2 separate regions of the Homo sapiens genome follow, and region 2 is linked to region 1. A link is a loop called in an ENCODE intact Hi-C map of the cell type or tissue named here. Cell type or tissue: Caco-2. All regions are shown on one strand. Links, peaks and the distances in the headings refer to the core of each region. The heading gives the core; the rest is flanking DNA. Region 1 has its middle 28 kb from the start of LINC00838. Region 2 has its middle 88 kb from the start of LINC02628.

The links. Peaks named below come from ENCODE experiments on the same cell type or tissue, not always from the same donor. Only the 100,000 strongest peaks of a DNase experiment are listed, where the experiment ranks them.
Region 2: it touches region 1 in a loop (5-fold over the local background); 3 of 110 quality-filtered maps call a loop at or near these places.

What each region holds. Positions count from the first base shown.
Region 1 is chr10:33,792,731-33,809,339 of GRCh38, reverse strand. No RefSeq gene overlaps it. Among named protein-coding and RNA genes, the nearest start is that of LINC00838, 28 kb to the right of the region's middle. In Caco-2, for the core only: no CTCF peak of the experiment used is centred there; DNase peaks (open chromatin) are centred at 7,429, 9,529, 9,909, 10,369 and 2 weaker places.
Region 2 is chr10:33,504,368-33,520,976 of GRCh38, reverse strand. No RefSeq gene overlaps it. Among named protein-coding and RNA genes, the nearest start is that of LINC02628, 88 kb to the left of the region's middle. RefSeq lists a silencer at 1,062-1,356 and enhancers at 962-1,803, 4,381-4,972. In Caco-2, for the core only: no CTCF peak of the experiment used is centred there; DNase peaks (open chromatin) are centred at 11,656 and 12,896.

The DNA.
Region 1 (16,609 bases), core at 5,620-13,619:
CAAGACCAGCCGGGGCAACATAGAGAGACCCAGTCTCTACAAAAAATTTTAAATCCTGAATCAAAGACCAGAGGGGAAAATTCAAAAAATAAAAAATTATCTGGGCGTGGTGGTGTGCATCTGCAGTCTCATCTACTCGAGAGACTGAGGTGGGAAAATCACTCGAGCCCAGGAGGTCCAAGATGCAGTGAACTATGATGGCACCACTGCACTCCATCCTGGATGACAAAGTAAGACTGTTTCTAAAAGAAATAAAAAATAAATGAATGAAAAAGAAGCAAGAGTTCTAGTATTTATGGAGAAATTCAATCATCTGTTTTTCAATCTAAAAGCTTGAGAATGAAATTCCTGTAATCATAGGCATCAGGACTGACTTCTGGGCTTCGGAGATGCTGGTCTTCAGCTTCTTTATCAAACTGACATCAAATTGAGTAATACAACAAGGGCCACCTTTCCCCAGTGTGTGTGCATTAGGATGTCCTAAATATGACACTGTCCAAGGAGATTTTACAGCTCTCCCACATGTCACCACGTGGATGTCCTTCTCAGATACTTGACTCTGCCTGGATACGTTTCCGCAGAAGCCTGTCCTTCCGCCTGGCCCAATGTGGCAGCAAGAGAATGAGCATCACTTTCATGTTAAATGATCCTGCCTGAAAGTCATTATATCTGAATGTGTGGATGTGTCCTGTGATTTTGCGTGCCTGAATGCTCCTTAGCTGACTCATAAGAAATTTTCGAAGTTGTTTGCTGTGTCCCCCAAGTCTGGCTAGCATGCAGGGATGAATGCTTTGATCCGATGAGCAGGACCTACTGTAATTTGCCGGGTGCTAAAATTAAGCTTGGCAATAGCCTACGGGGTCAGAAAAATTTGTCCTGGTGACCTGGGGCTTCCAGAGACACACAGACAGGCAGGAAACAGGTGAAGCAGAACTGGGGAGGAGATGCCCTTCCAGAACTGATATGAAAAATGTCCAGGATGAGCTTGTGAAGGAATTGAAAAGGGGGATGGTGGTGATCTTAGCATGCAATGTTATGAAAAGGCTGGGAGAGGGAGGGAGCTGTTTTCTCAGGAGACTGAGACCTGAAGAGACTGCTGAAGAGACACTGTATTTGTCACAGCAAGAATAATCAGTATGTTGGCATTTGGACTCTGGTGACAGGGATGAAAATGAGATTCTGTGAAAGACACATCAGAGTCAATAGGCAGGAGCTTGGCTATGGCAGGAAGGATGAAACAACCAAATTGAGACAATTTTCTGAAGAAAGTGAAATTGCCAATAATTGCCTCAAACTGAGTATGTAGGGTAGGGGGGGATGTGGGGTGCTTAGCAGAAAGAAGGGGGAGCTCAGTCTCCATTGTGTTAACTTTGAGCAGCTGCTGAGGCCTCCTGGTGGGAACGCCAGGGAAACAGTTGGATAGATTACTGCCCAGAGGGAGACAATGGCTTTTGGATTTGTATGGCCGTCGGATCCAGCACACTGACTCTCTCTTTCTCTTTTATAACTTAACGTGGCTCCATGTGACCTTCTACCTCTGCATGCGTACTTCATGTGATCGAGACTGAGCCACGGGTGAGAAAGTTTGTAAGAGATCTGCACTCAGTGACACATTTCAGCAGAGCTCTATTCACTAAAAATAGGGGTGAGAACCATGCCTTGCTTAGGCCAGCTTGTATGTGACTTCCGGATTTCTATTTATCAACAGGCTTTGACTTGGTGCAGCTGCGACAAATTGCATGCATTATTATTTGTGTGTCAGCCAGCGAATGCCCATCTCACACGGGGCCACTGGTGAGTGTCAAGTCATGAGAATACCAATAATTCTTATATTTCCGAGGCAAGTGCCCTATAGAGAGGACTCTAAAAGCATCATATAATTGCCCACAGGATGCTCTAATGAGATAGGAAGGGAGAAAGAGCTGTTTCCCTGTATTATCTTTGGAAACTGGAGACATAGGTTAAGTGAATTGTCCAAGATCAAACAAGAATGACAACTGGACTCCTTCTCACCTCTCTCAAAAAGTGGATTTTCTCAACCCTGATCTTATTTCCTGTGAATAATGTGCATTGAAACCTGCATTCGGAGACCACCTGCTCAATCCAATCTCCAGGAGCTTCTAACAGGCATTAAATGGGAATAGAACCTCTTTCAAGGGCCAGAAAGATCACTTCTTAGAGGAAAATTAATCCTTAATAGGAAACACATCCTGAGGCTGCTGGGGGCCTGGGGAATACAAGGTCTCTGGGTGATGCTTGAATCAGTTTTCACACACAAACGCACATGTGCACACACACACACACACACTCCCCCTGCCTCAGATTGTTTAAAAGCTTATAGAGCTATAAGAGTTAGGAGTCACACATAGAGCCCCAGGATCTCATTTCATGTGCTACCTTAAAAGTCAGTGGGGAGTGAAATAGAAAAACTTTGCCATAGGACAAGACACAGCCATGTAGAGCCATGGGAAGGAAATGGAAAAGACCATAGCCAGACAGACATGTGAATGTGGAGTCTGAAGAGAAACAAAATGGCAAAGCGCCAACACTTTGGAGAATAAATGATGCCTTTTAGGCCCCAGAGCCTGGGACAGCATTAATGGTTTATGGAAACGCCACCGTGCCAGTAATGGATATTGTCAAAACTGGGTTTGATTTAGTGGTAGAACAGTTACTAAATGCTATGGTCATTTTTAGCATAAGCTTTAATATAGATAGATAGAGATAGCGATAATACATAGATATAGATATATACATAGATATAGAGATATACATAGATATGGATAGACATAGATATATAGATGGATATAGATAGATATAAATATATAGATAGATATAAATATATACATAGAGATAATACATAGGTGGATATATAGATAGATATATATAGATATAGATAGATAGATAGATAGATAGATAGATAGATAGATAGATAGATTCAAAGACAAGGTCATTATCCCAACACCTCTTTAGAAAACAGGACCATATGATTGTAAAGGGAGATAGTATTTTTATTATTTAAAATTCATTTTCAGATACTATTTAGGCCTGTGTCTTCAAATAGCTTCCTTTCATCTTCCCACACTCATATCCTATCATTATTCTATGTGAATGTGTTTTGAGATCCATATTGAGAGGCTACCTACGTGATCCAACTCCAAAAACCTCTCGTAGACATTAAGGAATCAAAATACTGCTTCTCTAAGGTGATGGTAAGCTCATTTTTATAGGAAAATAGAAGCTTACTAAATCTGCTGAAACAACTGGTATTTTCAGTCCTCATTTAGTTTCTAGGGAGAAGGTCATCTCTTGCTGACTATTGCAAAACTATGCCAGAGGTAACAGAAATGTTGTGTCTATTGAAATTTAGTTCCCAGAGAAGGGTCTTAAAACTATTCATTAGTTTTTGTCTTTATATTTTTTGTTGCTTTTTCTTATTTATTTAGGCTGTTTAGGAAAAAATAAAGCTTCCATCATGTATAAGCCCAGCATTTTAGAGGCCTTTGCTGTAAAATACCATACAAGTGGGCAATCTTCCAGAAATTTTCAACACCTTTTGTTGAAGAGTGGGCATGTAATCACACAGACGTGGGAGTGTTGGCATTGTCTTCTCATTTAATATCTCTGTGGAATAGATGTTCTCCTGTGGAATAGTAGGGCTGTGAGGTACCTAAGAGAGATGATGGCACCCAGGTGGGTGATACTTGTTCTGATGCGAAGACAGGAAGGACTTGGAGTTAGCTGCCTGGGTTTGACTCTCAGCTCCGCCTCTGCCTCCATGGGCAACCACAGGCAACCAAGTTAGTCTTTCTGCACCTGAGTTTCTTCATTCATAAGATGAGGATGGGCTGGGCATGGTGGCTCACGCCTGTAATCCCAGCACTTTGGGAGGCTGAGGCAGGCGGATCACCTGAGGTCAGGAGTTCAAGACCAGCCTGGCCAACATGACAAACCCCGTCTCTACTAAAAATACAAAAATTAGCTGGGTGCGGTGGCAGGCACCTGTAATCACAGCTACTTGGGAGGCTGAGGCAGGAGCATCTCTTGAACCCGGGAGGTAGAGGCTGCAGTGAGCCGAGATCATGCCACTGCACTTCAGCCTGGGCAATACAGCGAGACTCGGTCTCAATAAATAAATAAATAAATAAGATGATGATGATATTAGTGCCTGTCTCCCATTGGTGCTGAGAAGATTCAAAAAGCTAATGAGTGCACAGCATAGAACATTTGTGGCCGAGTTTTCTGCTATCACTGTCATCGCTATAATTTTTATTAGTGTTTCTCTTGGCTATCAATTTATATTTATGGCATCTCTTTTGGTAATTTTCTGGAGCTCTGAAGTCCCTCTCTGGTCTGTGGCTCTCTTTATTTTCCTTGGGAGTGTGTGTTGTACACAACATAACTGTTGCTATCGAAATAAAACGAACTTCAAAGGCTACAAACAGCTGCTCGTTTGTTTAATATATAGCATTGGCAATTCCAACAAATAGTTGGTCAAGGGTCCCTTGTCCGAGCCAAATTTTGCTCTTCAATATTATTAACGAGGATTTCACAGATAAACCGTGGTTAAGTCAAACTTTGATATTTGCATAAACACACTCAGCCGCAATCACACGTGGGAGGCTCCTTTTGAGAGCCTGCAAGTAAACGTTCTTCAGGGACTGGATTACAAGCCAGCAGAAGTCACAGCCCCACATGGGAGCTGCAGCGATCACATTTCTTTCTTTCTGGGGAAAGAACTAGCTATAGGTTGGTGCAAAAGTAATTGTGGTTTTTGCCTTTTTTTTTTTTTTTTTTTTTTTGAGACCGAGTCTCACTCTGTCGCCCAGGCTGGAGTGCAATGGCACAATCTTGGCTCACTACAATCTCCATCTCCTGTGGGATTACAGGGGCATGCCACCATATCCAGCTAATTTTTGTATTGTAGTGGAGACAGGGTTTCACCACGTTGGCCAGCCTGGTCTGAAGCTCCTGACCTCAGATGATCTGCCCGCTTCAGCCTCCCAAAGTGTTAGGATTACAGGCTGAGCCACTGTGACCAGCCGCCATAATTTTCAATGTAAAAACCTCAATTACTTTTGCAGCAACCTAGTATATAGAGACTGGATTACAAACACCAAATCCCTCCGTCAGAGCACTGGGGCAGAGCTTCCTCAGAGCCCACTTAGAAGTGGGCAGGTTTTCCCTCTCCTCGCAGGACCCCTGGCTCCAGGCTCCCCTCCTCTCATTCTGAGGACCCCTCAGGAAGCGCAAGGGCTCTGCATTTGTTCTGACTTCATTTTCCTATCAAAACCGACTAGCTTTCCAGCCTGCCCTTCTACACTCTGCTAGGAATAATCTGATAAACTGAATCTAGTTGCTTAGACTGTGTGTGTGTGTGTGTGTGTGTGCGCGCCCGCTCATGACGTGTGTGTATAAAACAGCATAAGTGCAGAAATCGTCTTGAAAAACACTAATGGTAGAGTCTGTTAAGCTCCCAGATTTAAGTCACATTTTAGCAAATGTCCATGATGACTTCAAATAAAAGAGAGAATAACGTGGAGAGGCCCAGTTTCAAGATCAGTAGGAGAGACTTGTTGGAGGAAGTGTTTCTACTATCTCTCAAGTCCTGTGACATCTCTATGGCAAGTTCAAATATTATGTTGGTCTTGAAAACAGCATTAGAGATCAAATGTTGCATACACCAAATCCAAAGGTCCTGGGTTGACTGAAGCTTTGTGGCCATTGATTATTTTGAAATGGTTTCCTGTTGGAAAAGACCATAAAAATGGCTGGGAGACAGTGTGAAGTAGTGCCAGAGTTTTGAGGCTAGACCAGGGTTTCCAGTCTTGGGCTGTGTGTTAATATCATTAAGGAATGTGGCATGTTTCCAACAGCAACAGTGACTGTGCTGTCCTGCCCCTCCGCAAGCATCCAACCTGGGAGAGTAGTTTGAAGAGATAACAAGCTTCCTTCCATCTCCTCCATCTCTAGTTAGGAATCACCTATCTGGCTGGGCGCAGTGGCTCACACCTGTAATCCCAGCACTCTGGGAGGCCGAGGTGGGTGGATCACTTGAGGTCAGGAGTTGGAGACCAGCCTGGCCAACATGGTGAAACCCCGTCTCCACTAAAAATACAAAAATTAGCCAGGTGTGGTGGTGCGTGCTTGTAATCCCAGCTACTGGGGAGGCTGAGGCAGGAGAATCGCTTGAACCCAGGAGGCAAAGGTTGCAGTGAGTCGAGATCGTGCCACTGCACTCCAGCCTGGGCAACAGAGTGAGACTCCATCTCAAAAAAACAAAACAAAACAAAAACAAAAACAAAAACAAACACAAAGAAGAATCACCTACCTAGTCCTACTGGTTCTAAGTCCTAGTTATGTGAATCATCAGCTAAGAGAGTTTGATAGGTTATTAAGCCTCTCTTAGCTTTCTCATCTGTAAAATAAGGACAATAATATCTAGCTCACAGTATGGTTAAGATTGAATGAGATAACAAGTCAATTGCCTTGCCCATTGTAGACAATCCCAAAATGTTAGTTTCATTACCCACTTAGTCAATTCCCTCGTGGCTGAAATGAGGCCTCCGGAGGTTAAGTGAGTTGTTCCAGATCAACACACATCAGATATTTCTACATATCAGTGGCCAGGATCTTACAAATTATAACTGATTGACAAAGTTCATCCTCAACAAAGCCCGTTGGCCATCGATGTCCTTTCCAGAAACACAGAGGACATGATTCACTCTGGGACAAGTTCTTCTCAGGTCTCAGGGTAGATGTGAGCTTTCAGGCCGTCAACTTCTAACAAATTATGTCCAACGCAAGTATGGTAATTTTGTGACAATCTTTACTCTGCTGGAAGTTGAGATGAGACGACCAAATATATAATTTTCGTGTTTCAATTTTTCTACACCACGTTATTATCTTTAAATAGAAAATGATGTACAAACAGAATGGTTAGGTGCTCTTCCCCCACTTCTTTCCTGTTAGGTCTCTTCAAGCCTCAGTCTTCAAGCTGTCTAGAAAGTGCTGCTTTCAAATATGAAGGGCAAAAGTTTCAATTGGCCTGCTTTCTCTGGCCTTCTGTTATTTCCAGGTGCTGATTCTCAGTGCAAAAACTCCAATTTACTCGTGTAATTACCCAATTTATATGCACAAAGGTGGGCTGCCACTCACAAAAATTAATGCAGCCCCAAATACTGCAGGTGAGGCCAGTTCTTATGTGATTCTTACTTAACTCATTCAGACCTGGCTAGGAATTTCACTGGCTAAATTATTTAAGTTATGCCACATATCTTAATTTTATGTTAGTTCCTTGATGTGGCCCTAATCTGATTTGTCCTCAGGTGAATCTAGATTTGACTTTACAGGCAGCGGTGAGCTTCAGTGACTTCTTCAGAAGGGTGATGTGATGCTGCTGGAATGTTTACACAATGAATGATTGACTGAGACACATGAGGAGGCCATCACCACTGAAGCAATGAGTACTGGCTGGAACATGGCCTGGAGATCTGGAAGGGGTGGTAGGTGGGTAAGAAAAGGACTTGTTTCTCAAGAAAGTTGGTCATACTCAGGTTGACTGAGATGATTCTAAGAGTCTCAAACTGCCTAAGAAAATAATACGGGTTGTCTTTGACTAGAGGGAGAAGTGATTTAAGCGTTCTTGTGTAAAGACATTAAGCTTGGTAAGGACATGGGCTTTGATGGAGGGGACCACACCTCATTCATTTCTATTATTATTATTATTATGAGACAGTGTCTCTCTCTGTTGCCCAGGCTGGAGTGCAGTGGTGCAGTCTCAGCTCACTGCAGCCTTGAATTTCTGGGCTCAGGCAATCCTCCCATCACAGCCTCCTGAGTAGCTGGGACCACAGGCACATGCCACCAGGCCCAGCTAATTTTCTGTATTCTTAGTAGAGATGAGGTCTTGCCATGTTGCTCAGGCTAGTCTTGAACTCCTGGGCTCACGTGATCAGCCTGCCTGCCTCTGCCTCCAAAAGTGCTGGGATTACAGGTGTGAGCCACTGTGCCTAGCATCCTGTAGTTTTTTTATACAGTATTTTGACCTGAGTGCATAGATGTTCAATCAGATATTTGGTGGATAATTGACTAAGTAACATGGGAACATCTGAACAATAGGATTAGAAGGCAAAGCAGGTCCAGGATGGCTGAGTCAGGTTTTGGTATTGAAGTTTTATATGACTGACAATTTTAACTATGTAAGATGGCCAGTGAGTAAAAGATATGTAAAAACAGCATGTTCCAAGGAATATTCTTCTCTGACAGATTTCTATCTGTCTGGGTTACTTGATCTGGTTGGTTGTCTCTGGGTGGCTGGCTTTTCCTTACCCTACCATTATGCTAACAGCAAGAGAAAGTGGAGTTCGGTGCCTCTAAACCTGGACTGGTATGGCTGTTAGGAGGCAGGAGGAAAATGATTTTACCTGCCATTGAAAATGGTAAAGTCATACTCATGAAGCCCCATTAAGGCAGGACCGTCCTTTGCCCTGAATGTGATTCTGCAGCCAGACTGTGCACGCAGGTACCCAGTGATGACAAGGGGACCCTGACAGCTAGGCAAATGACAATCAGGTGGATACCATAAGCCTGAAGTTACGCAATGTTCATATCTGCCCCGAGTTTACTTCTATTAAAAGCTGCTGCATACCCATAGTATGTGTCTATCTTTGTGCCTGGCAAGATTTTTTTAAGCTCTTAAAATGACTTGCCATTTAGGTAGGCAAGGCTCCAAATAATGAAACTGGAAACCAGAGGCTGGCTTCGTGTTTTGAGTGGCCTGCAAAGAGGAAATTTCCCCTTCTCTCCTCTCTCCTTTCTCTCATCTCTTTCTCATTTTTCCTTTTGGATTATCATCATGCAGTCTTCGTGTGCCGCTCATTTATTCAACAATCTGTATACATTTAACATCCAATGATTAATGATTTCCCTGACAAATTTAAGGAGACAATTGCACTAAAACTCCTCTGATATCTATAGCATATTTAAAAGTCTCATTTAGGCCGACTGTAGTGGCTCACGCCTGTAATCCTAGCACTTTGGGAGTGTGAGGTGTGAATCACTTGAGGCCAGGAGTTCGAGACCAGCCTGGTCAACATCGTGAAACCTCGTCTCCACTAAAAATACAAAAATTAGCCGGGTGTGGTGGTGGGTGCCTGTAATATCAACTACTCAGGAGGCTGAGACAGAAGAATCACTTGCACCTGAGAGGAGGAGGTTGCAGAGCCAAGGTTGTGCCACTACACTCCAGCCTGGGCTACAGACCAAGACTCTGTCTCAAAATAAATAAATAAATAAATAAATGTCTAATTTAACAGTAACATCCTTGGCTTTTGATGCTTTTTTATTGCCTTATTATTATTATTTTTTGCATCAACTCAGGATCAGCTGCAATCTTTTCTGCTTCTTCTCTGGTTCTCCATATCTGTGGGCTTCCCTGGCTCCTTTTGAAGGGAAGCATGGTAATGAGAGAGGGTAATGTACAAAGGTCAGAATGTGCCCTTTTTGCTCTGGCAAGCCAAAAATGTTAACGTGACTGGTGGTGCTAAAAAGCAAGCTCCCAAATTGGCCTGTTAATCTTCACTGGTCACGTTTGAGGAATTTTCTCTATCCCACTTTCCTGATAGGGAAAGTGAATTCCAAACCCGAGGCCAATACTTTCAAGGTTATGGGAAAAGTAAATACTTTAGTGTCTGCAAATAATCCTTTCTTGCTGCAAGAAAAATGTACCTATTAATAAAATAAAAATTGTTGTGCAAATATTTCTTTAAAGAGAGACAATAAAAATGTCAAAGTGTTTTATATAAAGGCCTCCAGCCCATTGTAAATGTCCTGAGTGACTACTAATGCTGTATTAACCCCAGAGAAAACTGCTTGTAGGACATGAGCTCAGGAGTTCTGGGCTCTGGGAAGCACGGTTTGAGCTGAGACCCTCTCAGCTTATATAAAAGATAAGTGGAAGGTGGCCTCCTTTCAGGAGGGACACATCTCTCCTTTGCTTCAAAGTGGTTTAATATGAAATATATTTGGCCTTTGCCCCTGGTTCCTGATACTGAGTTCCTAAACCCTGGTAATTTCCTGAGTGATAGGAATGTCTTTTGTTATTCATAATGAACCCCTTTTGATCACACCTAAGTTTATGTTAATGAGGTAACTTAGGGTGGGGTCCCTAAATAGCCTCAGGTTGGGGCTGAGGAAAGACCAAGCCATTAGAAAGATGGAATTTTCTGACCCACACACTAACTTCTGGAAGACTGGGGGAGCTTGGAGGCCAACTTCTATAAAAACTCTCCAACAAGATTTGATGAGCTTCTGGGTGGTTGAACATGTGGAGATGCTGGGAGTGTCAAAGGCTTTTGAGCCAGAGCAATTCCATCTTGAATAGGGGCTGGGTGAAATAAGGCTGAGACCTACTGGGCTGCATTCCCAGGAGGTTAGAGCATTCTAAGTCACAGGATAAGATAGATAGGTGGTTGTCAAAAGATACAGGTCTCAAAGACCTTGCTATAAAAAAGCATGTGGTAAAGAAGACGGCCAGAACCCACAAAAACCAAGATGGCAACAAGAATAACCTCTGGTCACTCTCACTGCTCAGTATATGCTAATTATAATGCATTAGCATGCTAAAACACTCCCATCAGCGCCCTGACAGTTTACAAATGCCATGGCAATGTCTAGAAGTTACCCTATATGGTCTAAAAAGGGGAGGAACCCTCAGTTACGGGAATTGCCCACCTCTTTCCCTGAAAACTCATGAATAATCCACCCTTTGCTTGGCATATAATCAAGAAATAACTATATAAGTATAATCAGCTGTGCAGTCCACGCCACTGCTCTACCTAAGGAGCAACCATTCTTTTATTCCTTTACTTTCTTAAAAAACTTACATTCACTTTACTCCGTGGACTTGTCCTGAATTCTTTCTTGCATGAGATCCAAGAACCCTCTCTTGGGGTCTGGATAGGGACCCCTTTCTGGTAATAGGAGGGTGGTATGCAGGAGAGGGCATGGAGGCTCTACAACCCCCATACCTTGCCCTCTCCATCTCTCCATCTGGATGTTCATCGCTGCCCTTTATAATAGACCAGTAAATGTAAGGGAACTGCTCCCTTGAGTTCTGTGAGCCATCATTGTGTTACTGAGCTGAACTGGAGTCTGCTCACCTGATGCGTAAAGTCAGACACTGAGAACCAGGTTTGCAGCTGGAGAAAACAATATTTATTGGAGGGCACCGTGCAAGGAGAATGGGCAGCTAATGCTTAAGACCCAAATTCCCCAATAACTTACAGGCAAGGGTTTTTATTGTTTATTTATTCGTTTGTTTGTTTTTTGAGATGGAGTTTTGTTCTTGTTGCCCAGGCTGGAGTACAATGGTGTGATCTCAGCTCACTGTAACTTCCGCCTCTTGGGTTCAAGCAGTTCTCCTGTCTCAGCCTCCCAAATAGCTGGGATTACAGGTGTGTGCCACCACTCCCGGCTAATTTTTTGTATTTTTAGTAGAGACAGGGTTTCACCATGTTGGTCAGGCTGGTCTCGAACTCCTGACTTCAGGTGATCTACCCACTTTGGCCTCCCAAACTGTTGGGATTACAGGAGTGAGACACTGCATCCGGCCAGGCAAGGGTTTTTTAAAGGCTGGGGTACATTTCAGGAAAACAAGTTGCAGGTCAAATCTTAAACCAACACATGGAGGTTAAGCCTTAGTCTGGCCTGTGGATGTGACTCCTTCCAGGCCCCTCAGGAAGAAATTTAGAGAAAAAAATGGCAGTCAGAGTTCAGTCCTCAGTTTTCCTGTAGCTGACAACCATGTGATGTCATGTGAGTTGCTTCCAAAAAGCAATGCAAGTACGTATGTCAAGATGTTACCCTTCCATCTCTATAGCGAGCCCAAACACCTTATGACTCTGGCTTGCTTGGGAGACTATTGCTACTATCTTCTTGCTGATCAGGCTGCTCATTTACATTTTTTTTTTTTTTGACACAGGGTCTTTTTCTGTTGCCCAGGCTAGAGTGCAGTGGTGCAATCATAGCTCACTGCAGCCTCCAGCTCCTGGGCTCAAGCAATCCTCCCCCCTCAGCCTCCTGAGTAGCTGGTAGCTGGGACTACAAGCGCATGCCATCATGCCTGGTTAATTTTTGTATTTTTCGTAGAGATGGGGTTTTACCATGTTGGCCAGGCTGATTGTAAACTCCTGGGTTCAAGTGATCCACCCACCTTGGCCTCCCAAATTGCTGAAATTATAGGTGTTAGCCACTGGGCCTAGGTGCCTGGAAATTCCCTTATAGAGACTCAAGACTTCTGGCAGGCCCCTAAGAGGGATCCCTGCTCTGTCTCGCTAGCAAAGTATCCAATCCAAAGGGGTGGAATCATGAGACCCTGATTTATAGCCAGTTAATCAAAAGCACAAGCTGCATCCTGTGATTCGCCATTGGTGTCTGAAGTGGGGGCAACCTTGTGGGGCTGAGCCCTCAATCTGTGGGTCTGATAGTAGCTCCAGGTAGTGTCAGACCCAGTGACAGAACTGAATTGAATTATAGGACACCCAGCTGGTGTCTGCTGGAGAATTGCTTGGTGTATTTGAAAAACAAAAACAAAAACCACACACACATATCTGGTTGCAGAAGTGTTCTATGTTGAGTGTGAAAGCAGAGAGAAAAAACAGTTTGATTTTTCCTTTACATAAAGGTTCTGAGTAAAGGAAGGAGTGGAATGAAACAGAAGGTTCTGGTATCACCTGGTGTAAATGAAATTCAGGGCAATCCATAACAAAGTCATCTTTTACAGCTCTAACAATCAGAAAGCTTAAATGTGTTTTATTTTTAGGTTTATAACTTATAACTGGGAAAAATGTTACATCTCAGATATCCACTCTTCACACTTCTTTTGTCTTCCCTTCCCTTCTCAGTGAGCACCAAGCCTCTCCCAAGTAAGGAAGATTTCAGGACCAAAACATGGTTCAAATCACAGACCAAGGACAAAGGCAATCCGACTCTGGTGGGGTGATGTGGATGAGGATGTCACTCAGAAAGCTGGCTGAGGCCAGGTGGGGATCACTTGAGCCCAGGAGTTTAAGACCAGCCTGGGTAACATAGCAAGACTTTGTTTCTATAAAAATTAAAAAAAAAAAATTAGCCAAAAGGCATGGTGGTGTGGACCTGTAGTCCCAGCTACTTGGGAGGCTAAAGTGAGAGGATCACTTGAGCCCAGGAGGTCAAGGCTGCAGTGAGTCGTGATCACATCACTGTATTCCAGCCTGGGTAACAGAATGATACCCCCATCTCTATAGGATACAAATAAAAAAAAATAGCAAGTCATGGTGGCACACACCTGGAGTCCCAGCTACTCGAGAGGCTGAGGCAGGAGGATCACTTGATCTCTGGAGTTTGAGGCTGCAGTGAGCCATGATTGCACCACTGCACTCCAGCCTGGGCCACAGAGCAAGAACTCATCTCAAAAAATAAAAATTAAAAAAAAAGTGGTCAGCATGAGGGGTCAGAAGCAGAAATACAAAGATACATTATCCTCAAGTCAAGGCAGAATGTGACAGTTGTCATAATTCATGCACAAAGAAAGCTGTGGGTCTTCAGAAGACAGTAAGGCCACATCCTGTGAGATTTTAAAAAAATGGTAAAAGAAAACCAATGGTTGTGGTTCAAAGTGCTCAAAAACCTAAGGTTAGATAGGAGTGTCAGATATTGAGCAAATGTGATCCTGTTGTTTTAATTTTGCATTTTTGTTTTGAGTATTGGTGGTGTGTTTGAGCCATTCCCTTAAAAAGTAAAGGATATGCATCCTTTTTATTTTATCAATAGATACAGCTTTCTTGTAGCAAGAAAGGATTATTTGCAGACACAAAAATATTTATTTTCTCTTCATTTTCAAAGTACTTGCCTCAGGCTTGGAATTCACTTTCCATCATGAAAGTGGAATAGAGAAAATCCCCCTTTATTCCTTTTGTTATTGCAAATTTGAACATAACTTTCATGTCTGTCATTATACTAGCCATTTTGAGCACTTATGTGTCAGACCCTGGGCTGGGGCCTTTAGTGACAGGATCCTACTTAATCTTCCCATTTTACAGATGAGGAAACAGAAGCTCAAATTGCTTAACTGGTCCAAGATCCCAAGAGACTTAAACCAGGGATGTCTGGTGTGGAGGCCCAAGCACCTTCAGTTTCACTTCACTGCTTGGGACTGGTACTCCCTCAGGTCACATTGGGACTATGCCCACATGAACCACCTTTGCAAGATTATGGTGGTAAGAGAAATCTGACATAGCTGACGCCATCTTGCTTCTGACCTCTAAGCTGTCCTTGATGATTCCTGCGCATAGGCCAAGCTAACTTTGGGAGAAGTTTAGTTTATAGTTTAACTTGAAGGCAAAGATGACCATAGTCTCTCCCTAAAATTAACGCCCTCCTTGTTTAGGGACTGAAAACCACCTTTGTGAGTCTAATAAGAGAGCATGAGAATAGGATTATGGGAAGGGCATGAACTCTGCTAAAATGTAAGTATAGTTTCTATAATCCCTTACTGCTCAGAAGTCCTGTAGCCAGGAGTCACAAGGTTTGTGATTTCCTCAGTTGCGCCTATAGACAACATTGCTATTGAAAAACCGAAGATTGGTTTTTGGAGATATTTCTCAAACTGACCCTACCCAGACTCATGACTCATGACTCAACTGGTCTTGTGGCCCTACACCCCTATGATTTCATTCACAACAAATCAGCAGCACCCATTTCCTAGTCCCCTGCCCACCAAATCACCCACAAAACCCCTGACCTCTGAGCCTTTAGGAAGACTGTTTTGAGAGATAACCTCAATTCTCTCACATGGGCCAGCCTTGCATTAGTTAAACTCTTTCTCTACTGCAATTCCGGGGTCTCAGTGAATTGATTTTGCCTGTGCAGTGGGCAGGAAGGACCCACTGGCAATTACCCATGCATTGCAGTTGTAAGGGAGCCATTGCCTACCTGATCCCTTCTATCCTTCTCCTTCCCCATGGCTCTTGAAACTTTTCTGTTCATTGGTTGGTTCTTGGTTCTTGAACTTAATTTACTCTCCTCCATTGTGTTTGAAGTGAATTTGTTGCATGGCTTTGTTTGCTTTTATTTTTATTTTTGAAAACAGTGTTTTGATGGGGTTTGAGAGAAAGAGGTGGTGGAGACACTAGAAGCCTGAAGGAAGCAGAGTCACAGGCATTAGTGATAGGAAAATGATAGTATAGACCAGGGATTCTGAAGGAAAATTGTGTTCTTCCTAATTCTGTTGAGGCCAGCTTTGCTTCTTAATCCAGAAGATGTTGTCTCCTAGGCCCCGTACTAAACTTAACACTGAGGTTTAGGGGGTAAAAACTAGAAGAAGAAAAAGGAACAGAAACCATATAATATTTGGGTAATGTATTTAAAAACTTTGCCTTCTCCTTCCAAAATTACAGGCATTTTTTTTTTACATTTTTCGTCATGTGTTGGCCTGCAATTTACATATTCATTAAATAATTAATTACTGATGTACATGAAAGAGACAATTTTTAAGTATGCATTAATTTATTAAATTGAACATCACATAATATAATCTGTAAATATAATCTGTAGTCCATGGGTATGCTTGCAGAAATCTGCAGAGGAATCCCCCCACATTTTGTGTTAAATTAAGGCAACTCTTCATGCTTTGAAATGTGCCTCTTGCTGGCTTTGCATGTATTTTTGTGAGGAATACAAATAAGTGGACATAAATAAAACATTTAAAAACTATTACCCATCAAGACTGCTATACTTAATATCCGAACTTAGGGAAACCAGATTGCTTTTATTTGCTGGCTTTCTAGGTAGAGGAATATTTGAAACTGCTAAATGTTTTGAAGGTAGTATTAAGGGATTAGTAAACTGAAATTTTAACTTCCATAGATCTAGAATTATCTATAGATAAAGTCGTGAAAGTCTAAGGCTAGTTTGAGAAAATCAGGGTTTGCACCTTTTAAAATAATACAATGAAGAGTTGAGTAAATGTCTTCAGGACATGATGAGTGATGAAAGCAAATCTTCACCTGTAAGACTAAATTATTTTTAAATGCTCTGTATTTATTTATTTTATTTTATTTTTTTGAGACGGAGTCTGTCGCTCAGGCTGGAGTGCAGTGGCACAATCTCGGCTCACTGCAACCTCTGCTTCCCAGGCTCAAGTGATTCTCCTGCCTGTCTCCCAAATAGCTGGGATTACAGGCATGCGCCACCACTCCCAGCTAATTTTTTGTATTTTTAGTAGATAGGAGGGTTCACCATGTTGGCCAGGCTGGTCTTGAACTCCTGGCCTCAAGTGATCCACTCACCTCTGCCTCCCAAAGTGCTGGGATTACAGGCGTCAGCCACTGCAACTGGTCACATATATTTATTTACTTATTTATTTAATTTTTATTTTTATTTTTTTGAGGACGGAGTCTCACTCTGTCGCCCAGGCTGGAGTGCAGTGGCGCAATCTCCACTCACTGCAAGCTCTGCTCCCCCGCTAAGTTCATGCCATTCTCCTGCCTCAGCCCAGCTGGGACTACAGGCACCCGCCACCACGCCCGGCTAATTTTTTTGTATTTTCAGTAGAGACGGGGTTTCACCA
Region 2 (16,609 bases), core at 8,384-16,383, 290 kb after region 1:
ACCTGGGTGAAAGAGCGAGATCTTGTCTAAAAAATAAAAATAAAAAAATGAAAAAAGCACAAACTCTCTAAACTTCAGGATGAAAATCGAAAATGAGAATACCCCAAGAGGAATTACGTGCTTCAGAATTTATCTATTAGAAGGCACAACGTTAAGAAGTATCGAATCAACATAATTCCCCTTAGAGTTCACTTACCTTTGAAACATAGCCAGAAATAATGTAATCTTCCATTTCTAATTTCTGCTTCCTTCCTCTCTTTATAGTGTCTGTGAATTTGCATATCTATGACATCTATATGTATTATGCATTTGAAAAATTTATATAAAGAAAGTGAGAATCGCGGCACATTAGAACTCTAAAAACACTTAAAAGATTTAGTCCAATCCCTAGTTTTAGAGATGAAGGCACTGAGGTCTAAAAACATATCTGAGGTCCATTTACTGAAAGCGGAGTTATTGTCCCAGAAGGGATGGAATCCAGGCTCCTAGCCCCAGCCAAGCCTTCCTCGTGCCATGCTGACCAGCCTACACATTAGCTAGACATCAGACCAAGAGACAGTTCCATTCATCTTGGCACATTCCCATTAGTGGTTATGAGAATTCTATTATTAGAAAACAGCTAGTGTAAGTATTCTCATTTCAAACTCAGGAAATAGAAATGAAATTGAAAAGTATTTAAGTTCACTAAATAGAACATTTAGATGGTTCTAATGTCACCATCCTCATCTTTAAAATGAGGGGGTTAACTGGTCATCCTTGGGTCATCCCCAACCGAAATACTCGAGAATTCTAAATCAAGCTGAATGTTTTCTGTGAGATTTACTCCTTTCCTCTCCCGGTCTATTCCTCCTTAACAATCTGAAACTTTTAATTTCCCCAAATATAAAATAGAGCTAATAATAATTTCCAAGCAGTGGTGACAGCAAATAAGATGATACACATAAGCACATTTGATCCCTTGAATAAAAAGCAATGTGAAGATGCACAGTGAACTACTTGCAGCAGTTCAAAAATAGGAAGTAACTGTAGAATATGATCATCTCTAGATTAAGCACATGTGGGTTATTGTTTGTTTCGTGGATTATTGCTAGCAAATGTTCAATTTCAGGTTGACTCCCCTGCCACTCAGAATGCATCGGGATCCGTCGGGATGAACTCAGGGAAACACTAGCCACTTTTCATGTTTTTATTAGAAAGGTAATCGGCTACTGTTTTGGAAATGCAAATTCCAAAGCACATCAGAACTATGTCATCATGGCATTTTGCCTGCTGTTTTGGGTCATTTACATAACAGTTTCCTTCATTAGCAGGGGTCATCAAGGGCCAATCATAATACAATCTACAGAATTTAGAAAATGCCTTTCTTGTATTATCATTGGTTTCCTCTTTATCATCTCGCCTGCAAAAATATCTGTAAAAAATTCTTAACATTGGTCCATGCTCTTAAATGAATGTGCCCTGGCTAGCTTTTGTTATCTATTAAATAGATATGTTAGTTGCCATTGCGGACATGGCTGCAGTAGAGCGATCTATTAGGTTGGTAGGAAAGCAATTGCAGCTTTTGCCATTACTTTAATTCGAGGCAAAAACCCCAAATTAAAGGTTAAATTTTGCCAAATTCATTGGCAAAAACCGCAATTACTTTTGCACCAACGTAAGGAATCTGACTCAATATATCCCCATTGTCAGCTGATGGTTTCTAATGTATAACTCCTCCGGCAAAGCATACACGGCTAGTTGCAATGAACAAAGGCTTGCTTTAGGAAGAAACTCTCACGGACAGCACACAGGGTGATTTTGAAAGTGTAGGCAAGATCCTTTTAGGAAGCAAGGAAAGCGTGTGTATGGATTTATGTCTGTGTGGGAGAACACAGCTGTAGATAATAGTATCTTCATGTTATTTCTCTTGCCTATCATCCCTTGCCCATTTAAGGGAGTTAATGTGATATTGTGTAAGGAATGGAAGTTTAAATGACTTAATATATAAAGTGAAATATTATTAAAATATTATGTTCAATTCTGCACTTGAATCTTTAAAGGGGATAAAAACAAATGGAAGCTTTTTTGGAGCAGGGCAACCAGACCAGAAGAAACCACACTCTCTGAGGAACATTAAAGGAAATGGGAGAAGTTGTGTCTGGAGATGAGAGGCTCGGGAGGGATATATTAGGTGTCTTTAAATATTCGAGGCATTGTCATAAGGGAGAAAGACTTTAATTATTCTAGTTAATTTTTAGGGATACGGAAGGACAGATCTCAGCTTATAATAAGGAGTTTTTTGTTGTTTTTTGTTTTGTTTTGTTTTACTTTTTGGTTTGTTTGTTTGAAACAGGGTTTTGCTCTGTCACCCAGGCTGCAGTGCAGTGGCTGAATCTCAGCTCACTGCAACTTCTGCCTCCTGGGTTCAAGTGATTCTCCTGCTTCAGCCTCCCAAGTAGCTGGGGTTACAGGCACATGCCACCATGCCTGGCTAATTTGTGTGTCTTTAGTAGAGATGGAATTTCACCACGTTGGCCAGGCTGGTCTCAAACTCCTGACCCCCAGTTATCCACCTGCCTCAGCCTCCCCAAGTGCCAGGATTACAGGCATGAGCCACTGCGCTCGGCCTAAGGATATATTTTCTAAGGATCAGAAAGATGGGAAGATTTGGTGGTCCGTGAGCCTCCAGCTGTGGAGGAGTTTGGACCCCATGTGGCTGATGGCAGGTGAGAGAAGCCAATGCTGGCAAATGATTGGGTCAGGTGATCCCCAAGGGCTCTCTCAGTTTAGGGAGGTTATGATGTTAACAGAGTGACTTTGGCTAAATTACCACCTGGGCCTCCATTATCTCACCTATAAAATGATAGATCTAGACTAACTCAGCAATTGTCAACTACTTTTTTCATAATGGTTCAACAAACTTCCTTTTCCTCTCCCTCCACCCCTGCCTACCTGCTCCTAAATGAAATCTTATATAGAATTCCAACATAAAGAAAGTTTAAGGGAAACTTTAGTCTCTGGAAAAGGGAATTGAAAGCCCGGAGCTCTTTCCCCTCGGCCTCCGGCCTTCCACTCTACCTTTTCTTCCTCTTGGGCAACCTCTGAGTACCTCTGTGGAATCTGAGAATTACAATCTAAAAAACACAAGATTAGGCCCACCACGGTGGCTCACCCTGTCATCCCAGCACTTTGGGAGGCTGAGGTGGGCGGATCACTTGATGTCAGGAGTTCAAGACCAGCCTGGCCAACATGGTGAAACCCCATCTCTACTAAAAATACAAAAATTAGCTGGGTGTGGTGGCGTGCACCTGTAATCCCAGCTACTGGGGAGGCTGAGGCAGGAGAACCGCTTGAACCCAGGAGGCGGACGTTGCAGTGAGCCAAGATCACAAGACTGCACTATAGCCTGGGCAACAGAGTGAGACTTTGTCTAAAATAAATAAATAAATAAATAAATAAATAAATAAATAGATAAAAACTACAAGATTAAAAGCTTTCTAATATTCTTACCAGATCTACATTTTTACTATTGTCATATAATTCTACTATTATTCTTTAGCCAGATTAATAAACATTAAAAATTTCTTTTTCTACCTGTTGCAAGCTTGAGGCTTACAGAAAAGAAATTATGTTGCACAGTGGTTAAGATTACGAACTTCACTTAGAACCATAAAAGCTTGGGTTCAAGTTTCTACGCTGTCTTATTAGTTTGGTGACAAAGGGCAACTTGATTAGACTTTTTAAGCTTGCCGTTGTAGAGGTAGAACGAATACCCCCACCTTATGGAATCTGGGGGAGGAGTAAAATGATCATTATGTTTACAATGTGAAATAAGCCCTCAACAAGGTGGTTATTTCATTAATAAAAAGACCAACTAAAATGGAATGAAAAAATTCTCACACATGGTGACAATTTCTTATCACTGGTAGTAAAAACTAGAAGTCAAAAATTTTATAACTATCTTCCAAAACTTGGCATAAGCCCATCTAAGGGAGGAAATCCGATGACATTGCTATCAGACCCCTCTGACTCTTCTGTGTGGCCTTAAACAAAATCCTCAGCTGGTTTAGGATGCTGTCCCATTAATCAAATGAGACTGCAGTATTAAAAAGATGCCCTCTGGGGAGGAGCCAAGATGGCCGAATAGGAACAGCTCCGGTCTACAGCTCCCAGCGTGAGCGACGCAGAAGACGGGTGATTTCTGCATTTCCATCTGAGGTACCGGGTTCATCTCACTAGGGAGTGCCAGACAGTGGGCGCAGGCCAGTGTGTGTGCGCACCGTGCGCGAGCCGAAGCAGGGCGAGGCATTGCCTCACCTGGGAAGCGCAAGGGGTCAGGGAGTTCCCTTTCCGAGTCAAAGAAAGGGGTGACGGACGCACCTGGAAAATCGGGTCACTCCCACCCGAATATTGCGCTTTTCAGACCGGCTTAAGAAATGGCGCACCACGAGACTATATTCCACACCTGGCTCAGAGGGTCCTACGCCCACGGAGTCTCGCTGACTGCTAGCACAGCAGTCTGAGATCAAACTGCAAGGCGGCAACGAGGCTGGGGGAGGGGCGCCCGCCATTGCCCACGCTTGCTTAGGTAAACAAAGCAGCCGGGAAGCTCCAACTGGGTGGAGCCCACCACAGCTCAAGGAGGCCTGCCTGCCTCTGTAGGCTCCACCTCTGGGGGCAGGGCACAGACAAACAAAAAGACAGCAGTAACCTCTGCAGACTTAAGTGTCCCTGTCTGACAGCTTTGAAGAGAGCAGTGGTTCTCCCAGCACGCAGCTGGAGATCTGAGAACGGGCAGACTGCCTCCTCAAGTGGGTCCCTGACCCCTGACCCCCGAGCAGCCTAACTGGGAGGCACCCCCCAGCAGGGGCACACTGACACCTCACACGGCAGGGTATTCCAACAGACCTGCAGCTGAGGGTCCTGTCTGTTAGAAGGAAAACTAACAACCAGAAAGGACATCTATACCGAAAACCCATCTGTACATCACCATCATCAAAGACCAAAAGTAGAGAAAACCACAAAGATGGGGAAAAAACAGAACAGAAAAACTGGAAACTCTAAAACGCAGAGCGCCTCTCCTCCTCCAAAGGAACGCAGTTCCTCACCAGCAACAGAACAAAGCTGGATGGAGAATGATTTTGACGAGCTGAGAGAAGAAGGCTTCAGACGATCAAATTACTCTGAGCTACGGGAGGACATTCAAACCAAAGGCAAAGAAGTTGAAAACTTTGAAAAAAATTTAGAAGAATGTATAACTAGAATAACCAATACAGAGAAGTGCTTAAAGGAGCTGATGGAGCTGAAAACCAAGGCTCGAGAACTACGTGAAGAATGCAGAAGCCTCAGGAGCCGATGCGATCAACTGGAAGAAAGGGTATCAGCAATGGAAGATGAAATGAATGAAATGAAGCGAGAAGGGAAGTTTAGAGAAAAAAGAATAAAAAGAAATGAGCAAAGCCTCCAAGAAATATGGGACTATGTGAAAAGACCAAATCTACGTCTGATTGGTGTACCTGAAAGTGATGTGGAGAATGGAACCAAGTTGGAAAACACTCTGCAGGATATTATCCAGGAGAACTTCCCCAATCTAGCAAGGCAGGCCAACGTTCAGATTCAGGAAATACAGAGAACGCCACAAAGATACTCCTCGAGAAGAGCAACTCCAAGACACATAATTGTCAGATTCACCAAAGTTGAAATGAAGGAAAAAATGTTAAAGGCAGCCAGAGAGAAAGGTCGGGTTACCCTCAAAGGAAAGCCCATCAGACTAACAGCGGATCTCTCGGCAGAAACCCTACAAGCCAGAAGAGAGTGGGGGCCAATATTCAACATTCTTAAAGAAAAGAATTTTCAACCCAGAATTTCATATCCAGCCAAACTAAGCTTCATAAGTGAAGGAGAAATAAAATACTTTATAGACAAGCAAATGCTGAGAGATTTTGTCACCACCAGGACTGCCCTAAAAGAGCTCCTGAAGGAAGCGCTAAACATGGAAAGGAACAACCGGTACCAGCCACTGCAAAATCATGCCAAAATGTAAAGACCATCGAGACTAGGAAGAAACTGCATCAACTAATGAGCAAAATCACCAGCTAACATCATAATGACAGGATCAAATTCACACATAACAATATTAACTTTAAATATAAATGGACTAAATTCTGCAATTAAAAGACACAGACTGGCAAGTTGGATAAAGAGTCAAGACCCATCAGTGTGCTGTATTCAGGAAACCCATCTCACGTGCAGAGACACACATAGGCTCAAAATAAAAGGATGGAGGAAGATCTACCAAGCCAATGGAAAACAAAAAAAGGCAGGGGTGGCAATCCTAGTCTCTGATAAAACAGACTTTAAACCAACAAAGATCAAAAGAGACAAAGAAGGCCATTACATAATGATAAAGGGATCAATTCAACAAGAGGAGCTAACTATCCTAAATATTTATGCACCCAATACAGGAGCACCCAGATTCATAAAGCAAGTCCTCAGTGACCTACAAAGAGACTTAGACTCCCACATATTAATAATGGGAGACTTTAACACCCCACTGTCAACATTAGACAGATCAACGAGACAGAAAGTCAACAAGGATACCCAGGAATTGAACTCAGATCTGCACCAAGCAGACCTAATAGACATCTACAGAACTCTCCACCCCAAATCAACAGAATATACATTTTTTTCAGCACCACACCACACCTATTCCAAAATTGACCACATAGTTGGAAGTAAAGCTCTCCTCAGCAAATGTAAAAGAACAGAAATTATAACAAACTATCTCTCAGACCACAGTGCAATCAAACTAGAACTCAGGATTAAGAATCTCACTCAAAGCCGCTCAACTACATGGAAACTGAACAATCTGCTCCTGAATGACTACTGGGTACATAACGAAATGAAGGCAGAAATAAAGATGTTCTTTGAAACCAACGAGAACAAAGACACCACATACCAGAATCTCTGGGACGCATTCAAAGCAGTGTGTAGAGGGAAATTTATAGCACTAAATGCCTACAAGAGAAAGCAGGAAAGATCCAAAATTGACACCCTAACATCACAATTAAAAGAACTAGAAAAGCAAGAGCAAACACATTCAAAAGCTAGCAGAAGGCAAGAAATAACTAAAATCAGAGCAGAACTGAAGGAAATAGAGACACAAAAAACCCTTCAAAAAATCAATGAATCCAGGAGCTGGTTTTTTGAAAGGATCAACAAAATTGATAGACCGCTAGCAAGACTAATAAAGAAAAAAAGAGAGAAGAATCAAATAGACACAATAAAAAATGATAAAGGGGATATCACCACTGATCCCACAGAAATACAAACTACCATCAGAGAATACTACAAACACCTCTACGCAAATAAACTAGAAAATCTAGAAGAAATGGATACATTCCTCGACACATACACTCTCCCAAGACTAAACCAGGAAGAAGTTGAATCTCTGAATAGACCAATAACAGGCTCTGAAATTGTGGCAATAATCAATAGTTTACCAACCAAAAAGAGTCCAGGACCAGATGGATTCACAGCCGAATTCTACCAGAGGTACAAGGAGGAACTGGTACCATTCCTTCTGAAACTATTCCAATCAATAGAAAAAGAGGGAATCCTCCCTAACTCATTTTATGAGGCCAGCATCATTCTGATACCAAAGCCGGGCAGAGACACAACCAAAAAAGAGAATTTTAGACCAATATCCTTGATGAACATTGATGCAAAAATCCTCAATAAAATACTGGCAAACCGAATCCAGCAGCACATCAAAAAGCTTATCCACCATGATCAAGTGGGCTTCATCCCTGGGATGCAAGGCTGGTTCAATATATGCAAATCAATAAATGTAATCCAGCATATAAACAGAGCCAAAGACAAAAACCACATGATTATCTCAATAGATGCAGAAAAAGCCTTTGACAAAATTCAACAACCCTTCATGCTAAAAACTCTCAATAAATTAGGTATTGATGGGACGTATTTCAAAATAATAAGAGCTATCTATGACAAACCCACAGCCAATATCATACTGAATGGGCAAAAACTGGAAGCATTCCCTTTGAAAACTGGCACAAGACAGGGATGCCCTCTCTCACCACTCCTATTCAACATAGTGTTGGAAGTTCTGGCCAGGGCAATCAGGCAGGAGAAGGAAATAAAGGGTATTCAATTAGGAAAAGAGGAAGTCAAATTGTCCCTGTTTGCAGACGACATGACTGTTTATCTAGAAAACCCCATCGTCTCAGCCCAAAATCTCCTTAAGCTGATAAGCAACTTCAGCAAAGTCTCAGGATACAAAATCAATGTACAAAAATCACAAGCATTCTTATACACCAACAACAGACAAACAGAGAGCCAAATCATGGGTGAACTCCCATTCACAATTGCTTCAAAGAGAATAAAATACCTAGGAATCCAACTTACAAGGGATGTGAAGGACCTCTTCAAGGAGAACTACAAACCACTGCTCAAGGAAATAAAAGAGGACACAAACAAATGGAAGAACATTCCATGCTCATGGGTAGGAAGAATCAATATCGTGAAAATGGCCATACTGCCCAAGGTAATTTACAGATTCAATGCCATCCCCATCAAGCTACCAATGACTTTCTTCACAGAATTGGAAAAAACTACTTTAAAGTTCATACGGAACCAAAAAAGAGCCCGCATCGCCACGTCAATCCTAAGCCAAAAGAACAAAGCTGGAGGCATCACACTACCTGACTTCAAACTATACTACAAGGCTACAGTAACCAAAACAGTATGGTACTGGTACCAAAACAGAGATATAGATCAATGGAACAGAACAGAGCCCTCAGAAATAATGCCGCATATCTACAACTATCTGATCTTTGACAAACCTGAGAAAAACAAGCAATGGGGAAAGGATTCCCTATTTAATAAATGGTGCTGGGAAAACTGGCTAGCCATATGTAGAAAGCTGAAACTGGATCCCTTCCTTACACCTTATACAAAAATCAATTCAAGATGGATTAAAGATTTATACGTTAGACCTAAAACCATAAAAACCCTAGAAGAAAACCTAGGCATTACCATTCAGGACATAGGCGTGGGCAAGGACTTCATGTCCAAAACACCAAAAGCAATGGCAACAAAAGCCAAAATTGACAAATGGGATCTAATTAAACTAAAGAGCTTCTGCACAGCAAAAGAAACTACCATCAGAGTGAACAGGCAACCTACAACATGGGAGAAAATTTTTGCAACCTACTCATCTGACAAAGGGCTAATATCCAGAATCTACAATGAACTCAAACAAATTTACAAGAAAAAAACAAACAACCCCATCAAAAAGTGGGCGAAGGACGTGAACAGACACTTCTCAAAAGAAGACATTTATGCAGCCAAAAAACACATGAAGAAATGCTCATCATCACTGGCCATCAGAGAAATGCAAATCAAAACCACTATGAGATATCATCTCACACTAGTTAGCATGGCAATCATTAAAAAGTCAGGAAACAACAGGTGCTGGAGAGGATGTGGAGAAATAGGAACACTTTTACACTGTTGGTGGGACTGTCAACTAGTTCAACCATTGTGGAAGTCAGTGTGGCGATTCCTCAGGGATCTAGAACTAGAAATACCATTTGACCCAGCCATCCCATTACTGGGTATATACCCAAAGGACTATAAATCATGCTGCTATAAAGACACATGCACACGTATGTTTATTGCGGCACTATTCACAATAGCAAAGACTTGGAACCAACCCAAATGTCCAACAATGATAGACTGGATTAAGAAAATGTGGCACATATACACCATGGAATACTATGCAGCCATAAAAAATGATGAGTTCATATCCTTTGTAGGGACATGGATGAAATTGGAAACCATCATTCTCAGTAAACTATCGCAAGAACAAAAAACCAAACACCGCATATTCTCACTCATAGGTGGGAATTGAACAATGAGATCACATGGACACAGGAAGGGGAATATCACACTCTGGGGACTGTGGTGGGGTCGGGGGAGGGGGGAGGGATAGCATTGGGAGATATACCTAATGCTAGATGACACATTAGTGGGTGCAGCGCACCAGCATGGCACATGTATACATATGTAACTAACCTGCACAATGTGCACATGTACCCTAAAACTTAGAGTATAATAAAAAAAATAAAAATAAAAATAAAAAATAAAAAAAATAAAAAGAAGGAAAAAGAAAAAAGAAAAAAAAAAAAAAAAAAAAAGATGCCCTGTGGGTGGATCACCTAAGGACAGGTGTTCGAGACCAGCCTGGCCAACATAGTGAAACCCTGTCTCCACTAAAAATACAAAAATTAGCCAGACATGGTGGCGAGCATCTGTAATCCCAGCTTCTTGGGAGGCTGAGGCAGGAGAATAGCTTGAACCTGGGAGGTGGAGGTTGCAGTGAGCCGAGATCACCCCATTGCACTCCTGCCTGGGAGTGCAACAGAGTGAGACTTGGTCTGAAAAAAATAAAAAATAAATAAATTTTAAAAGATGCCCTGAAGAAGGATCGGGGGTTCAGTTTATCCAAGAGAGCACTAACTTTTGGGACTAATTTTCCAAAAGCCAAAAGCCAAAAGCCTTCTTGGCAAAATCTCAGCGCTACCTCTTATAACCCTGCCAAACAGTCTTAGTGCTTTATTTTCTGTCTAGGGACCATCTATACTTTTTACCTAAAATGGAAGTGTATTTGTTCAGCAAACATTTGCTGCACACTTACTCTGTATAGAGTTTTAGAGGAAAACAAGGAAACAGAAGAAATCACATCTTTAAAAGGCTCACAGTTTAATTCAGAGACTTGCAGCCGTACCTTAGAGTTAGGCTAAGAGGGTTCACAGTGACCTTGGTTCCTGCTACTCATCTTCCCTTCCTAGTTATTTCTCTTTGCATCCCTCCTTTGCTAAAGTCTGGAGCTCTCTTGCTGCTCTCTGTCCATCTAAAGTAGCCTTTTGCATTCATTTACATAGACACATCTTTTGATGTTCCATGCTCCAAAACGAACTCTCGTGTTTTTTTCCATATCCCTAATAAGGACTCCCATGCTACAGAGTCTGACCCTAAATGTCTAAAGAAAACAGTCTTACGTGGGGATAAGGTGAACAAGATTAATAGGCTTAATTCTCCCCTTTCCCACCTCTCACTTAGGGAGGATTTATGTTTTAAATAACCTTTACACATGTAAATTAATTAGTCTGAAACAGTGTCATTGGTGGGATGTGTGAGCAGGGTGCTTGAGTGTCGCTTTCTGTTCTGATCGTGTGCTGACCTCCATGCTAAACTCTGAAATCACACATCAGTATGGACTCATTGAATAGTTACATAGAAGGGCCTATCTAGAAACAAACAAATGAAAATTACGTGGAGTATACATGGCTTCATAACATTTGAGGGCAAGCAAAATACAGAGAAACAAATCAAGGAAAAGGTTTGTTGAGACAGACTCCCTGGGGTAGGAATGTTTTCATGTGGGTTTTCAAGGGGGTGACGTCATATGCAAACCCGATCCCACTTTTTCTCCTTTCTTAGAAGTTCTGAAAGAGAGATGAGAGTGCAGATATAGATGAGGATAGTCTGTCTAAGGATAATACCAAAGGTAAGTGTGCTTTGAGGTTTAAAATATTTGCTGGAAGCTATTTACTGACTGGTTACTAGGAGACAGCATGACTCATTGCTAACTTCCCCTCCGGGGCCAGCGTTCAGTCATTTATCACCTAGCACATTGGATCAAGACTGATAGAATCTTTAGAAAAAATTATGGAGTTCTCTATTCTAGTAAGGAGGCACTAAACTGTGGAAATAAAATGATCCCTGAAGATGAGGTCCACTGAGAAAGCATCCCGACATGTGTTCTGTATGTACTAACAGTCCAAGGATTAATGTGTGGTGGAGAGATATATACAAGATAAAATACAAACAACGTACATATTAAACAACTGTACAAAGCAATATTAAACCAACGTCAATAGTGAATACTGTATCTTCCCTGAGGACTTCCCCCCCGACCCCCACCCCAGTTTCTGAATGAATATATTTACATTATAACTCGGTATTCCTAATTTCCATGAAACAACACACTTAAATATTCCTTTAATAATCTTTCTAAAGATTCAAATAAGTAGAATAGATGAGGGTAGATTCCAAACAATCAGGTCTTTCAAGATAATTCATAAATTTAAATATAAATTCTAAGATAAATTTGGAAAATATTGAGGGTTGAATTGACATATGGGAAAAAATTAGTCAAATCATTTATACATTGCCCACAACCACAGGGGCATCACTATAATGTAAAGTTTATTGGAAAATTTTTTTTAGATAGAATCTCACTGTGTCACCTGGGCTAGAGCACAGTGGCATGATCACAGCTCACTGCACCCTCAACTTCCCAAGCTCAAGCCATCCTCCCACCTCAGCCTCCTGGGTAGCTGGGACTACAGGCATGCACTCCATGCCCAGCTAATTATTATTACTATTATTTGTAAAGATGGGGTCTTACAATGTTGCCCAGGCTGGTCTTGATTCCTGGACTCAAGTGATCCTCCTACCTCAGCTTCCCAAAGTGGTGGGATTACAAGTGTGAGCCACTGTGCCCAGCCTCATTGGGAATTTTTACAAAGAAATGTCTTGACATATTTCCATAACAACAACATCAGAATTGTCAGAGACAAAGCCTAGATAATATAAACTTCATCTGATAGGAGAAGGAAAGTATTTAAACATCAAAAGAATGGGAAATGATGTTTGTGCAGTTATGTTTGTGAGTGTGAGAGTGAGTAAGCGTGCAGCATATTGTAAAAATAAGCGAAAGGTGATGTGGCAAGAGTGTGTTTTGAAATATTTATTGAAGCTTTCACTCTGTGTTTTGCCTTGACCTTCGCCTGTTCAAAGAGGTATCAAGGTCCGTGCTGTGGTAGGGTTCCCTACTGTAAAAGCTGTCAAAATTCTGAGTCCATTGAGAAGATCGGTGGCTTAAGAAAGAGTGCAAAGTGCAGCTCTCTCACGGGGAGAGAAGAGAGAGTAAAAGACAGAGAAGGAGGGAGGGAGGAAAGAAGAGGAGATTGCATTTTCTCAGAGCAATTAAGATTTCCCTAGTCCAGGCCAGACACAGTGGCTCACGCCTGTAATCCCAGAAATTTGGGAGGCCAAGGCAGGTGAATCACCTCAGGTCAGTAGTTCAAGACTAGCCTGGCCAACATGGTGAATCCCCGTCACTATTAAAAATACAAAAGTTAGCCAGGCGTGGTGGCGCATGCCTGTACTCCCAGCTACTCTGGAGGCTCAGCTACTCTGGAGGCTCAGGTAGGAGGATCACTTGAACTTGGGAGGTGGAGGTTGCAGTGAGTCGAGATTGCGCCACTGCACTCCAGCCTGGGCAACAGAATGAGACTGTCTCAAAAAAAAAAAAAAAAGAAAAAAAAATTCCCTAGTCCAAGAGTATGAGGATCTGCTCCTGCTCCCTGAGGCCATGGCGGGACCTCAGGGAAGGTGAGTGTGTGATACACCTGGGGAAGTGCCCCAAGACTCTTGGTCCCAAGCTTGGTACAGAAGCCCACAGAACAGAGATTATCACGTGGCCAGGGACAATGTGCCTCTCAACAGGCATCAAACAGAGGGGCCTAGTCTATCCAATATCTTGACATGTCAGGCAGATCCCCAAGCCCTGCTCAAATCTGCTGAAGATGGTGATAGAGAAACCTCAAGAATGGTCAAGCTTTTATTTCCTCCAGCCCAGTGGGAAAAGGGCTTAGAGAGGATATTACATTGATTTATGGAAAATAAAGCATCTGAGTTTATAGACTAAGATTTATACCTGCTACAAAAGTATGAATCCTTTTATCCTATACATATATATACACATATATACTAGAGGGCACATGCTACTGAGACATATTGCTTGGGTTCAGATTTTGCAACACTAACTAGCTGCGTGTGATTTTAGGAAGTTTCTTAACCTCACTGGCCTCAGTTTCTGTGAAACTGAAATTAATCATAGCACCAATTTCACATGGTTGTTGTAAGAATGAGATGAGATCATCTGTATCTTTGGCACAGAACAAAGGCTGAACAATGATAAGCTATCATAATAATTATTATTATTATTTATTTTTCTTCCATAAATGTCCCAGTCACTACCTAAATGTGAAGGAGAGATCTAGTCCTAAAAAAAGGTTTCCATTGACAGCTCAAGTTATTCGTGGATTTTCTTTCATGATAGCCTTAAGAAATAAACAAATAGACAAAAGTCTCTGTTTTTCTTTGGCCCCTAGGTGACCACTAAATTACATGTGAAACAAAACATGTTCAAGAGAAATGTCCCTGGAAGAAAGGAATTTTTCCTAAATCTTAAATAGCAAGTTTCTTGAATCCTAAATAAGGGTAGTGTCACGCCTCTGCCAAGTAGGAATGTCAGTATGGGGGTAGGAAGTCCAGCTGTATCCTCCCATCAAATGGAAATTAGTTGGATTCCTGATGCTAAGGGTTCCCATGGGCTCTTCATATGACAGATAAGAGGACGAGGGGGGTGAAGAATTATTATTTATAAATAACACACCAGAGTGCCTGAGGTTGGCCAACCTTAAATTCAATGTTCAAAGTTTGGAGCAGGTGTCTACAAACTTTTATCCCTAAGCCACACTAAGAGGACTATTTATGAAATACATCTGTATCCTTGGATGGCTATGACAATTGGTAATGGTCATTGGGGTATTATACGAAATATGTTTGGTCTTTGTTCCCAGTTCCTGACATGGGGTTCCTAAAACCCCTGGAATCTTCTGAGTGATAGGACTATTTTTGTTATTTATAATGAAGCCACTTGATCACTTTCTGAGTTTATGGTAAAGAGATTACGTAGGGTGACACCCCTAGATAGTCTCTGTATGGAGCCAGTCAACAGAAAGACAAGGTGATTAGAGGATTAGAAGGTTGGAGCTGTCAGCCCCACCTACTGATAGCTGGTGGGTTGGTGGGGGGCAAATAGAAATCAAGCTTCACAAAAACTTGAACAACAAGATTTGGTGAGTTTCCAGTGGCTGAATACAGGGAGGTACTGGGAGGGTGGAGCCCCAGAGACGGGGTGGAAGTTGTGCACCCCCATAACTCACGGTATCCATCTCTTCCTCAGCTGTTTATCTGTATCCTGTGTAATATCCTTTATAACAAACTGGTGAACATAAGTAAGTGTGTTTCCCTGAGTGCTGTGAGCCATGCTAGCAAATTAAACCCATGGAGGGAGTAGTAGGACCCCCGATTTATAGACGGTTAGTCAGAAGCACAGGCGACAATGTACTAACCTTGCAATTGGTGTCTAAAGTTGGGGAAGCATTGTGAGACTGAGCCCTTAACCTGTGGGGTCTGACACCATTTCCAGGTAGATAGTGTCACATTGAATTAAATTATAGGACACCTAGTTGGTGTCCACTGAAGAATTGCTTAGTGTGTGGGGAAAAATCCTCACACATCTGGTCCCAGAAGTATTCTGGGTTCACTATGAGTGGATGTATGTGGAAGGAGACAGGGACATGTGACCACCCATCCATGCAACACAGCACACTAGGTGTTCACTGAGATACGGGCGTACCTCGTTTTATCGTACTTTGCATTATAGTGCTTCATAAATGTTGCATTAAAAAATTACGAATTGAGGGTTTGTGACAACTCTGCACTGAGCAGCACATTGATCGGCACCATTTTTCCAACAGCAGGTGCTCACTTCATATCTCTGAATCACATTTTTGCAATTCTCCCAATATTTTAAACTTTTTCATTATTATTGTATCGGTTATGGTGCTCTGTGATTAATGATCTTTGATGTCAGTTACTATTGTAATTGTTTTGGGGTTCCACAAACTGTGCCCATCTAAGATGGTGCACTTAATTGATAAATGTTCTGTTTGTTCTGATTGCTTCACTAACTGGCCATTCCCTGTCCCTCTTCCTCTCCTAGAGTCTATTTCAGAAGACACAACAATACTGAAATTAGGCCAAATAATAACCTTCCAGTGGTCTCTAAGTGTTCAAGTGAAAGGAAGAGTAACACATCTCTCACTTGAAGTCAAAAGCAGAAATCATTCGGCTTGGTGAGGAAGGCATATGGAAAGCTGAGATAGGCTGAAAGCTAGGCCTCTTGGGACAAACAGCCAAGTTGTGAGGGCAAAGGAAAATTATTGAGGGGAATTAAAAGTGCTACTCCAGTGAACCCACAAAGGATAAGAAAGTGAACTGGTCTTATTGCTGATATGGAGAAAGTTTTATTTGTCCGGATAGAAGATCAAACCAGTCACAACATTCCTGTAAACCAAAGCCTAATCCAGAGCAATGTCTCAACTCCTTCAATTCCATGAAGGCTGAGAGAGGTCAGGAAGCTGCAGAAGAAAAGCTGGAAGCTAACAGAAGTTGGATTGTTATGTTTAAGGAAAGAAGCCATCTCCATAACCTAAAAGTGTGAAGTAAAGCAGCAAGTGTTGATGGAGAAGCTGCAGCAAGTTATCCAGAAGATCTAGCTAAGATCATTGATGAAGGTGGCTACACTAAACAGCAGATTTTCAATGTAAACAAAACAGCCTTCTATTCGAAGATGCCACTGAGGACTTTCATGGCTCGAGATGAAAAGTCAGTGCCTGGCTTCAAA